Regions from separate parts of the Homo sapiens genome. Here region 1 is linked to region 2. A link is an interaction called in ENCODE POLR2A ChIA-PET data of the cell type or tissue named here. Cell type or tissue: Panc1. All regions are shown on one strand. Each heading gives the region's core, and the rest is flanking DNA. Links, peaks and the distances in the headings are about the cores only. Region 1 has its middle 75 kb from the start of MIR3668. Region 2 has its middle 92 kb from the start of FILNC1.

What was found. Peaks named below come from ENCODE experiments on the same cell type or tissue, not always from the same donor. Only the 100,000 strongest peaks of a DNase experiment are listed, where the experiment ranks them.
Region 1: POLR2A ChIA-PET joins it to region 2 with 13 read pairs; 1 of 35 experiments calls an interaction of 5 or more read pairs at or near these places.

Annotation. Positions count from the first base shown.
Region 1 is chr6:140,277,767-140,283,164 of GRCh38, forward strand. No RefSeq gene overlaps it. Among named protein-coding and RNA genes, the nearest start is that of MIR3668, 75 kb to the left of the region's middle. In Panc1, for the core only: no CTCF peak of the experiment used is centred there; no DNase peak of the experiment used is centred there; H3K27ac peaks cover 837 bases.
Region 2 is chr6:139,676,856-139,682,253 of GRCh38, forward strand. No RefSeq gene overlaps it. Among named protein-coding and RNA genes, the nearest start is that of FILNC1, 92 kb to the right of the region's middle. In Panc1, for the core only: no CTCF peak of the experiment used is centred there; a DNase peak (open chromatin) is centred at 2,886; H3K27ac peaks cover 1,429 bases.

The DNA of each region.
Region 1 (5,398 bases), core at 237-5,236, 600 kb after region 2:
TCATACTGAAACTTACTGTAGTTTCTAAGACTTTTTAAAGCTAATTTATAAATGTTTTCCAGGTATAAAATCATAAAATCTTCTAAAATGATAGTCTTCCTCTTGTTTTTCAGTTTTTACACTTATATTTTATTCTACTCTCCAGTTAAATTTTCTAATATTTGTGTTATAATGTTAAACAGTAGTGGTCCTAATGACATATTTTTATTGTTTCTGATTTTAATGCCACTTAGACAAATGGTCCTCAAACTTTAGCATGGAACAGTTCATACAAAGGGCTTGTTAAAACACAGATTGTTGCTCTCCACACCAGTCTTGATTCTGTAGGTGTGGGATGGGGGCAAAGCATATATATTTCCAACACGTTCTCAGGTGCATCTGACACACTCGGAACAAGGCCCCACTTTGAGAACTACCATATGTTATCAGGCTCTTTAGTATAAAGCTGACTTTTGCTTCAAAATATCATGTACTTTTGATAATGTTAAGTGACCCTTTATTCTTTTTTATTAAGAGTTTTGTCAGAAATGAATGTGGGAGTTTTTCAAATGACTTCTGGGAATTCATAGAGCTGACAATATTGTTTTATTTCCTTTTCCTATTAACGTGATAAATTTCAATAATAGCTGTCCTAATACTGTAAAACCTTAGCATGCAATAAATTTGATAATGGCATTTTGCATTTTAATATGTTACTACTACATTATAATTGACACTGTGAAGTTTTTTGTAAATGTCATTGAGTTTTCATTACTATATTTTTCTGCATTGTATATTGATGTTAAAAATCATTCCATAAATATAATTTGAAATATTTTCTTCTCTACATATGTTCTAGAAGTAAAGTTATCATAGTAAAGTTATCAGTTTCTTGATGTTTTGATAGATTTCACTAAAGACATTTTTAGGATTGGCATTCTTTGTTATTTTCTTTTGTAGGTAAATACTGATAATTTTTACTTTTCTTAAAAAACCAATTGCTTTAGCAATTAAACATACCTCTAAATAACAAATGGATTAAGAATAAGTCTCAAGATAGGTTAAAAATATATTGAACTAAATAAACATGAAAATAGAACATCGAAATTTGTGTGATTAGCAAAAGCAGTCTTTAGAATGAAATTTTTAGCATTGAATGTATGTATTTAAAAAGAAGAAATATCTAAAACCAACAATCTAAAGAAAGGCAATATACCCCTAAAGCAAGCAGAAGAAAAGTAATAATAAACATTGGAGCATAGCACAATAAAATTAAACACAAGACATTAATAGAGAACATCAACAACACAAAGACCTGGTTCCTTGAAAAGTTCAAATTCATAAACCTCCAGTCAGGCTAATCAAGTGAAAAAGAGAGAAAAAATTAATGTTGTCAGAGATGAAAAAAGAGCAATGACTACTGATACCATGGATATTAAAAGCATAATAAATGAATGTTATGAACAATTGTATGCCCACAGATTTGATAACCTATATAAAATGAGCCAATTCCTCCAAAGGCACAACCTACTAAAGTTTACCCAATGAGTAATAAATCATCTGAATATGCTCATGTCTATCAAATAAAATACAGAATAATATCTCTCATGAATATTGATGCAAAATCCCCAAGAAAATATTAGCAAACCAAATTCAAGAAAGTATAGAAACTATTATACACCACAACCAAGTGGAATTTATTACATGTATGCAAGTCCCGTTCAACTTTAGAAAATCAAATAATGTAGTCTATTGTATCAATAGGCCAAAGAAGAAAAATCAGATGATAATATTAATAGGTGTTGAAAAGGCAGGTGATAATGTTGAATACTCATTCCTGATAAAAACCCTTAGCAGACTAGGAATAGAGGAGAAATTCCTCAAGTTGATAAAGAAAATCTACAAAAAACTATAGCTAACATCATGCTCAATGGTCATAATTTTCATATAACATTAGGAACAAACCCAGGATGTCCTCTAACACTATTCCTATTCAAGATAATACTGAAAGTATTAGCTAATGCAATAAGATAAAGAACTAAAAAATACAAACTATTTTTATTTGTACCTAATATGTTTGTCCATGTAGAAAATCCCAAGGAATCAACAGCAACAAGAAAACTCCTGGAACTAACAGATTATAGCAAGGTTGTAGGATGCAAACCTAATACACAAAAGTCAGTTCCTTTTGTACATGACAACAATGAGTTATAGAAATTTGAAATTTAAAACACAATGTGACTTATTTTAGCATGAAAATTTAAAATTAGAAAAAGAAATGCTAAGATGTACATTTTAAAAATTATATACCAGATTGATATGAACAAACCTACCAACCCTGAAAGAAATCAAAGAATAACTAAAAAATAGACATTTTATGTTCATGAATAGAGAGACTCAATATTGTTAAAATGTTAGTTCTTTCCAACTACATCTATAGATTCAACACAATCTTACTCAAAACCCCAGCAAGTTATTTTGTGGATATCAACAAACTAATTTAAGTTTATATGGAAAGGGAAAGACACACACTAGTCAAAACAATAGTGAAGAAGAGAAAAATAAGAGGACTGACACTACCCTACTGCAAGACTTGTTATAAAAGTACTTTGATAAGGACAGTCTGCTATTGGTGAAATTATAGGCAAATAAATTAATAAAACAGAATTAAAGTTCAGAAATAGACCCACACAAATACTTAAAATAATTTAGTCTTTCCAGGAAATGGTGTGAGATAACATGGACATTCAAGTGCAAAAACAAAAGCAAACACACACACACACAAAAGAAAGAAATTTATCTAGACATAGACCTTAGACCTTTTATAAATTTAACTTAAATAGATCATAGAGATAAAGATAAAATTAGAAAAGTATAGAATTTTTGAAAGATAATATAGTAGAAATATCTAAGTGATCTTGGGTTTGGTAGTGAATTTTTGGGTATAACACAAAAAGTATTATCCATGAAAGAAAAAAAATGAAAACTTAGACCTCATTGAAAATAAAACTTCTGTTCTGTCAATCACACTCCTAAGAGAGTGAAAAGAGAATCCACAGGCTGGGAGAAAATATTTGCAAAAGATACATCTGATAAAGGATATGTATCCAAAATATACAAAGAACTCTTAAAACTCAACAATAAGAAAGCAAACACTGCAGCTGGATGCAGTGGCTCACATCTGTAATCCAAGCACTTTGGGAAGTTGAGGCAGGTGGATCATGAGGTCAGAAGTTCAAGACCAGCCTGGACAACATGGTGAAACCCTGCCTCTACTAAAAATACAAAAATTAGCTGGGCATGGTGGTGGGTGCCTGGGAGGCTGAGGCAGGAGAATTGCTTGAACCTGGGAGGCGGAGGTTGCAGTGAGCCGAGATCTCGCCACTGCATTCCAGCCTGGGTGAAAGAGTGAGATGCCGTCTCAAGAAAAAAAAAAAAAAAAAAAAGAAAGCAAACAATGCAGTTTAAAAATATGCAAAAGATCTGAACAGACACACCTCCAAAGAAGATATACAAATAGCAAATAAACATATAAAAATGTTCAGTGTTACATATCACTAAGGAATTTTAAGTTAAAACAAAGAGTAACCACTACACACCTGGTAGAATGGCTGTAATCTGTAAAACTAACACATACCAACTGCTGGTAATGGTGCAGGGCAACAGGAGCTCTTATTCATTGCTTAGGGATGCAAGTGGCATAGTCACTTTAGAAGGCAGTCATGTAATTTCTTGCAAAGCTATACATAGTCTTATCATACATTCCAGTAATTGAACTCAGAGGTTTTTACCCCAGTGAGTCGAAAACATGTATCCACATAAAATTCTGCACATGAATATTTATAGCAGTTTTGTTAATAATTGCCAAAATGTAGACGCAATAATGATATTCCTTTAATAGGTGAGTGGGTAAATAAACAGGAGTACAACAGTACAACAATTAAAACACATGAGCTACCAAGCCATGAAAAGACACGGAGGAACCCTAAATGTATATTTCTAGGTGAAAGAAGCAAATAGTCATACCTAGTCTATGATTCCAGTTATATGACATTTTGGAAAAGGTGAAACTATGGAGACATTTAAAAGTTCAGTGGTTTCTCAAGGGTTGGGGGAAGAAATGACAGATGCATATGTGAAAGGGGATTTTTAGGCTGGTAAAAGTACACTGCATGATACTATAATGGTGAATATATGGTGTACATTTGTCAAAATTCATAGAACTGTACAACACAAAAAGGAAACCCTGATGTGAACTATGGACTTTAGTTAATGTTTAGAAACTGCTTGTAATTACATTCCCACATGAACAAACAATATGTAGTAATTTATGTAAAAGCACATATGTATGTACATGTGCGTTAAAAAAGTATGAAAACATAGTGACTATTATCTCCACCTGAAGAGATTTGGAATCATTTTTATCCATTTCCTTATGCTTTTCTGTATTGCTTATTTTTCTGTTATTATTTCATTTTTATTAATATGAAAATAATCTGGGCTGGGCTTGGTGGCTCATGCCCGTAATCCCAGCACTTTGGGAGGCTGAGGCAGGTGGATCACCTGAGGTCAGGAGTTCGAGACCAGTTGGGCCAACATGGTGAAACCCTGTCTCTACTAAAAATACAAAAATCAGCCAGGCGTGGAGGTGGGCACTTGTAATCCCAGCTACTCAGGAGGCGGAGGCAGGAGAATCGTTTGAATCAGGAAGGCAGAGGTTGCAGTGAGCTGAGATCGTGCCACTGCACTCCAGCCTGGGCGACAAGAGCAAAACTCTGTCTCATAATAATAGTAATGATAATAATAATAATAATAATCTGATTTCCTTAAACTATCAAAATAAATACTAATTTAATGGCCTCTAGTAAAATATTGTAGGCATAGATCTGAATGTAAGAATAGTTTATATAGATTGTTCCTAGGCACCTAACAATGAATCTGTTACCTACTAATTCCTAGGCACCTAACAGTGAATCTGTTATCTACTAATTTATTCATAGAATCTGAATAAAATAATAGTTTATATAGTTTGTTCCTAGGCACCTAACAATGAATCTATTATCTACTAATTCAAAGTGTATGCTATTCCTGCAATATTTTACTTCCTCTTCAAGATAGATTTTATTCTATTTATAAGTGAGTTTGTTCCTAAGGGCATAACTTTAAAAGGGAATAAAAATGTGCTCTTCTATAGTATTTTCTTATTTTGATAGATATATTTGTTATTTGTGAAAGGCTTTCATTTCACTTATATGTGGCAGTTCAGTTGACATTAATAAAATAACACTTTACTTTTTACTCATTATTTTATAGTATGCATAATCTGTTAGGTTATAAGCTCTCCTAGTATTTTCTTGGTTTCTTTTGGGATATGAAATATTTCTGCATAATTCTTATGACCTATCGTAAGAAACTGACT
Region 2 (5,398 bases), core at 61-5,060:
GACAAGCACTTCCTCAGCCAGGTGATCAAAATTATCAACAGTGATAAGTCATGTTGATAGGATGTACTCATGGTATGATGTAATGAGAATGGCACTTTACCTCTGTGGCTTCCTTTTCCAAACCTCACAACTTTGGACTAATCAGGACTAAAACATTATACCAATTCAAATCAAGGGATATTCTACAAAATATCTTAACCATCACCCCTGAAAACTGTGAAGACAATCAATAGCAAGGAAAGTCTGAAAACCTGTTATAATCTAGAGAAGCCTAAGGAGACATGAGGCTAAATGTAATGTGGCATCCTGCATGTAATTGTGAAACAGAAAAAGGATATTAGATGAAAACTAAATAAATCTGAACAATATGTTGACTTTAGTTAATAAATATCAACACTGGTTCTTTTATTGTGGCGAAAGTACCATACTAACTGAAGATTTTAAAAATAGAGGAACCAGGTACGGGTTATATGAGAACCCTCTGTACTATCTTTGTTGCCTCCCTATAAATTTAAAATTATTCTAAAACAAAAGTTTATTTTTAAAAAACCTTGTGAAGTCTCTTTAATACAATATATAAAAATCAATTGTAGGTGGGCTAATGTCTTAAATGTAAAAGGCAAAACTCTAAAATATTTAGAAGAAAAAAATTATCTAATGACTTAAGTAAGTAATGATTTCTCTCTCTTTTTTTTTTTTTGAGACGTCCTCTCGCTCTGTCGCCCAGGCTAGCGTTCAGTGGCGCCATCTCGGCTCACTGCAAGCTCCGCCTCCTGGGTTCACGCCATTCTCCTGCGTCAGCCTCCTGAGTAGCCGGGACTACCGGCACCCACCACCACGCCCGGCTAATTTTTTTGTATTTTTAGTAGAGACGAGGTTTCACCGTGTTAGCCAGGATGGTCTCGATCGCCTGACCTTGTGATCCGCCTGCCTCGGCCTCCCAAAGTGATGGGATTACAGGCATGAGCCACCGCGCCCGGCCTTAAGTAAGTAATGGTTTCTTAAACAGTACACAAAGGTTGTACACCATGAAGCTATGCATATGATAAATTGTATTTTAGAAAAACTAAACCTTCTGTTTAGAAATGTTATCATAAAATGTGAAAAGAAAGGCCACAGTTTAGAAAAACAATATTAATAACCAAGGATTAATATGCAATAGATTAAAGACTTCCTATAAATCAATAAAAGTGAGTTTACTACTCAATATAAAAGTACTCAAAATACATCAAGAGGCATGTCACAAAGAGAAAAGAAAATGGCTAATATGTACACAAAGAGATGTCCAATCTCATTAACAACCTGGAAAATTAAAAAAACCACAATGAGATGCCATGCCATACCCACAAAATTGATAAAATTAAAAATTAGATAATTAAAAAATTTTGATAAGAATATGGAATTATCTGAACTCTACTACTAGTATGAGTGTAAAATGTTGTACAACCATTTAGAGAATTAACCTGGTAATACCTAGTAAAGCTGAAGATGTGCACTTTCTATAGTCCAGCCATTCCACTTTCTTTTTTCTTTTTTTTTTTTTTTTCTGAGATGGAGTCTCGCTCTGTCCCCCAGGCTGGAGTGCAGTAGCGCAATCTCGGCGCAGTGTAAACTCCGCCTCCTGGGTTCACGCCATTCTCCTGCCTCAGCCTCCCGAGTAGCTGGGTCTACAGGCACCTACCACCACGCCCGGCTATTTTTTTGTACTTTTAGTAGAGACGGGGTTTCACCGTATTGTCCAGGATGGTCTCGATCTCCTGACTTCGTGATCTGCCCGCCTCGGCCTCCCAAAGTGCTGGGATTACAGGCGTGAGCCACCACGCCCGGCCCAGGCATTCCACTTCTAAGTAGAAACCTTAGAGAATCGGCCTGGTGCGGTGGCTCACGCCTGTAATCCCAGCACTTTGGGAGGCCGAGGCGGGCGGATCACGATGTCAGGAGATCGAGACCCTCCTGGCTAACACGGTGAAACCCCGTCTCTACTAAGAAAAATACAAAAAATAAGCCGGGCATGGTGGTGGGCACCTGTAGTCCCAGCTACTCGGGAGGCTGAGGCAGGAGAATGGCATGAACCCAGTAGGCAGAGCTTGTAGTGAGCCGAGATCGCGCCACTGTACTCCAGCCTGGGTGACAGAGCGAGACTCAGTCTCAAAAAAAAAAAAAAATAAATAAAATAAAATAAAAAGAAACCTTAGATAATCTATTGCGCCATATATAGGTACATTCATATGTAGGTGCATCCATACATAGATGCTTGTGCCACATATATGCAGCATGTATATTTAGGAATGTTCATTGAAACATTGGTTGGAATAGCAAAGATTTGCAGATAATCTAAATGTGTGTCTGTATTTGAATGGATAAATCATGGTCTATAAGTAGAAAAAATGAACAAACGACACATCAAAACAGATTGATCTCAAAGATAATTTTGAATAATAAAAACCAGTCTCAGAAGACTTTGTACAATATGATTCCATTTATAGAACATTGAGAAGCATGTCAAAAGTAAACAGAAGTTTTGTTTGGAGATATATAGACATTATATGTATACTGGAACATTGAGGTAATCAAATGTTATATAAACAAACTTTTTTGTGTTTTCTTTGAGGACTTGTAGCTAAATTTTATAGTTTTTCTCTCTTTTCCAGTTTATAGAATGTTAGCTTGCATTTTTCATTATGTTGAGTATGCCTGCTTCTAGCAGTACTCCCCCATGTCCCTGTAATTTGCTGCTTTTTATTTTTGGTGGCCTAGGAAACAAGATAACTAAACTTGTTAGAATCTTACATAAGACAAGCAGTCTCCAGATTTGGGCCTGGGGAACTCTCCTATGAGAAAATTGCATGACCTTTTGTACATATGCAATGTAACAGTCATTCATAAAACAAATATTTAGCAATTTCCTATCACATACCAGACACTATTCTGGGTTAAAGAAATGCAGCAAAGGACAGTAAGGCAAAGTCCCTAAACTTATGTAACTTGCTGTCTAGTGGCATATGTTTGGGCTCTTAACTGTATTTTAAATAGGCAAGCCTGTTTCACAAAGACAATTTGGGTGAACAAGGAATTTCTGTACACACAAATACAGGCAATATTCGCATTCCAGTGTGTGTATGTAGAAATATAAAGCCCATAGCCCTGCAGGTGCCAGCTCTATGTGTATGACTGTAGACGATGAGGAATTGCTCGTAGATCTGATAATGATGCTACATGAAGGTATAATGGTATGGTACTGTTGGACACATTCTATATCCTAGATTATGTTTGCTATAGCCTAACCAACCCATGTTTGAAAGTAAAGCAAAACATTTAAACCCTCTTTTTTGGATAGTATTAAGTTTCCTTGCAAGTATACTAAGTTAATATATATGATCAGTATGCAAAACAGGTGCTATTTCTAAAGCTGACTTGCAAAACTTTAAGAGTGACACCAAGCACTTCAAAATACAAACTGATCATCTAGGGGTATAGGGCAATGTGTTAATAAGGTACTGGAAGACTTTCTTCTCTAAACATATTAGTCTTTATTTCTGAAAGGCTTGTTTTCACCTACCTCATCAGTCTTAAACTCAATAGAAAAAACAAAGAAATAAAATATGTCCATTCATTCAGGATGGTATATTAGAATCTATACTTGTGGTATTTAACTGTCTAATAGCATTATCAAGCTATCTGGCACTAAATTCAAAATGCACCTTCACGGATTGTTGTTCTAAATCTGTTATCTGGTTCAGAGACAAGAGCCAATTTGAAATGTCCATTTCAGTTGTCATTTGAAAACATCTTTTTCACAATGCTCTGAAGCTAATAGCGGTCCTGAAAGTATTTGAGAATAAGAGGACACTTGACTTTTCTCAGGGTATGAAAGTGCATGGCCTCTGGACCCATATTCTCATTTCGCTGGGTAAAAATAATGACTAATCAATATGAGGGGCTAGGTGACATCGTAGGTTAATTCACTAGGAGTTAGCATCTTGACCTGGGAGTTTACATAAACATCTTGTCTCAAAATGAGTCTAGTGCAGTGGATTGTTTGTGGTGGGTTGGTTTCCCGCTCTCTCCCTGGTTTAAAACAATACATATTTTAAATAGTTTGATTCAAATCACATGATGATTGTTTCTCCTGAGGAAAATCCCAGCACTGGGTCAGCAGGTGGGTTACAGATTAGTGATGGCTGGGACGTGCTGACAGCTGTGTGCGAGGGTTGCCCGGCATCTCCTCCACCTCCCTCCACATGGCCACTTGGGGCTTGTCAGTTACTCCTGGCCATTGCTGCTGTAATTTAGCTAATTCACTCAAACCGTAGTTCTGAAAGAACAGTAAAACAGAGTCATCATCAACATGGAAGGTACATATAATGCATAAGACCAGACACATCTACTTTTTTCAAAAAAGGTCTTACATTTTATAGTTCTAAGTGATTAGTTTTATACTGCTTTACAAAGTAAACTCAATGTGGAGGTCATAATGAATGAATCCCTAGATGTTTACCAAACCCCAAATTAAATTGCATTCTTAATTGTTTTGCAAATACATTGGCTTACCTAATTAAATAGGAATGACTCTATGTTGCTACAGAGGATAGAATATTGAAGCCTTTAGGACTCATTTCAAATTAGCTATTCTGCTTGATTAACAAATTTGGCCCATTCAGGTTTTTTGGTACTGTGAAATAATGTCATGCTATAAGAAACCACTGAAACAAATGTTTTTAATGCAAAACATTATTATTTTGGAGAGTTATAAATAAAATATATTTACTTAATTTATTTGAATAAAGAAATAAGATATGTTTACTGAATTTATTTGGAATTTCAAATTTTTCAACGTTTAAAATCACACTTTTTAATCTTATACATTTTGAAGAAATAAGTAAACAGAAGTTTAAAAAAGCATAGTTACGGGGGCCTTGCTATGTGGCCCAGGTTGGTCTCAAAAGAAAGTTTTAAAATTACCTTTCTACATAGAAAAATAAGAAAAATTGATTCATTTATATCTAAGTACCATAATAGCAGTAATATCAACAGAAGCACACAAAAAGTTTATATTTTAAAATCTTGATAATCTTAAAGTTTTCTAAAATATTTGGACATACATATAAATATTCCAATATCAAATTCTAAACTACAAGAAGGTAAAGTGTGAACAGGTCTTTTTTTTTTTTTTTTTTTTTTTTTTTTTTTTTTTTTTTTTTGAGATGGAGTCTTGCTGTGTTGCCCAGGCTGGAGTGCAGTGGCATGATCTTGGCTCACTGCAAGCTCCACCTCCCGGGTTCACGCCATTCTCCTGCCTCAGCCTCCCGAGTAGCTGGGACTACAGGCGCTCGCCACCACACCTGGCTAATTTTGTTTTTGTATTTTTAGTAGAGACGGGGTTTCACCGTGTTAGCCA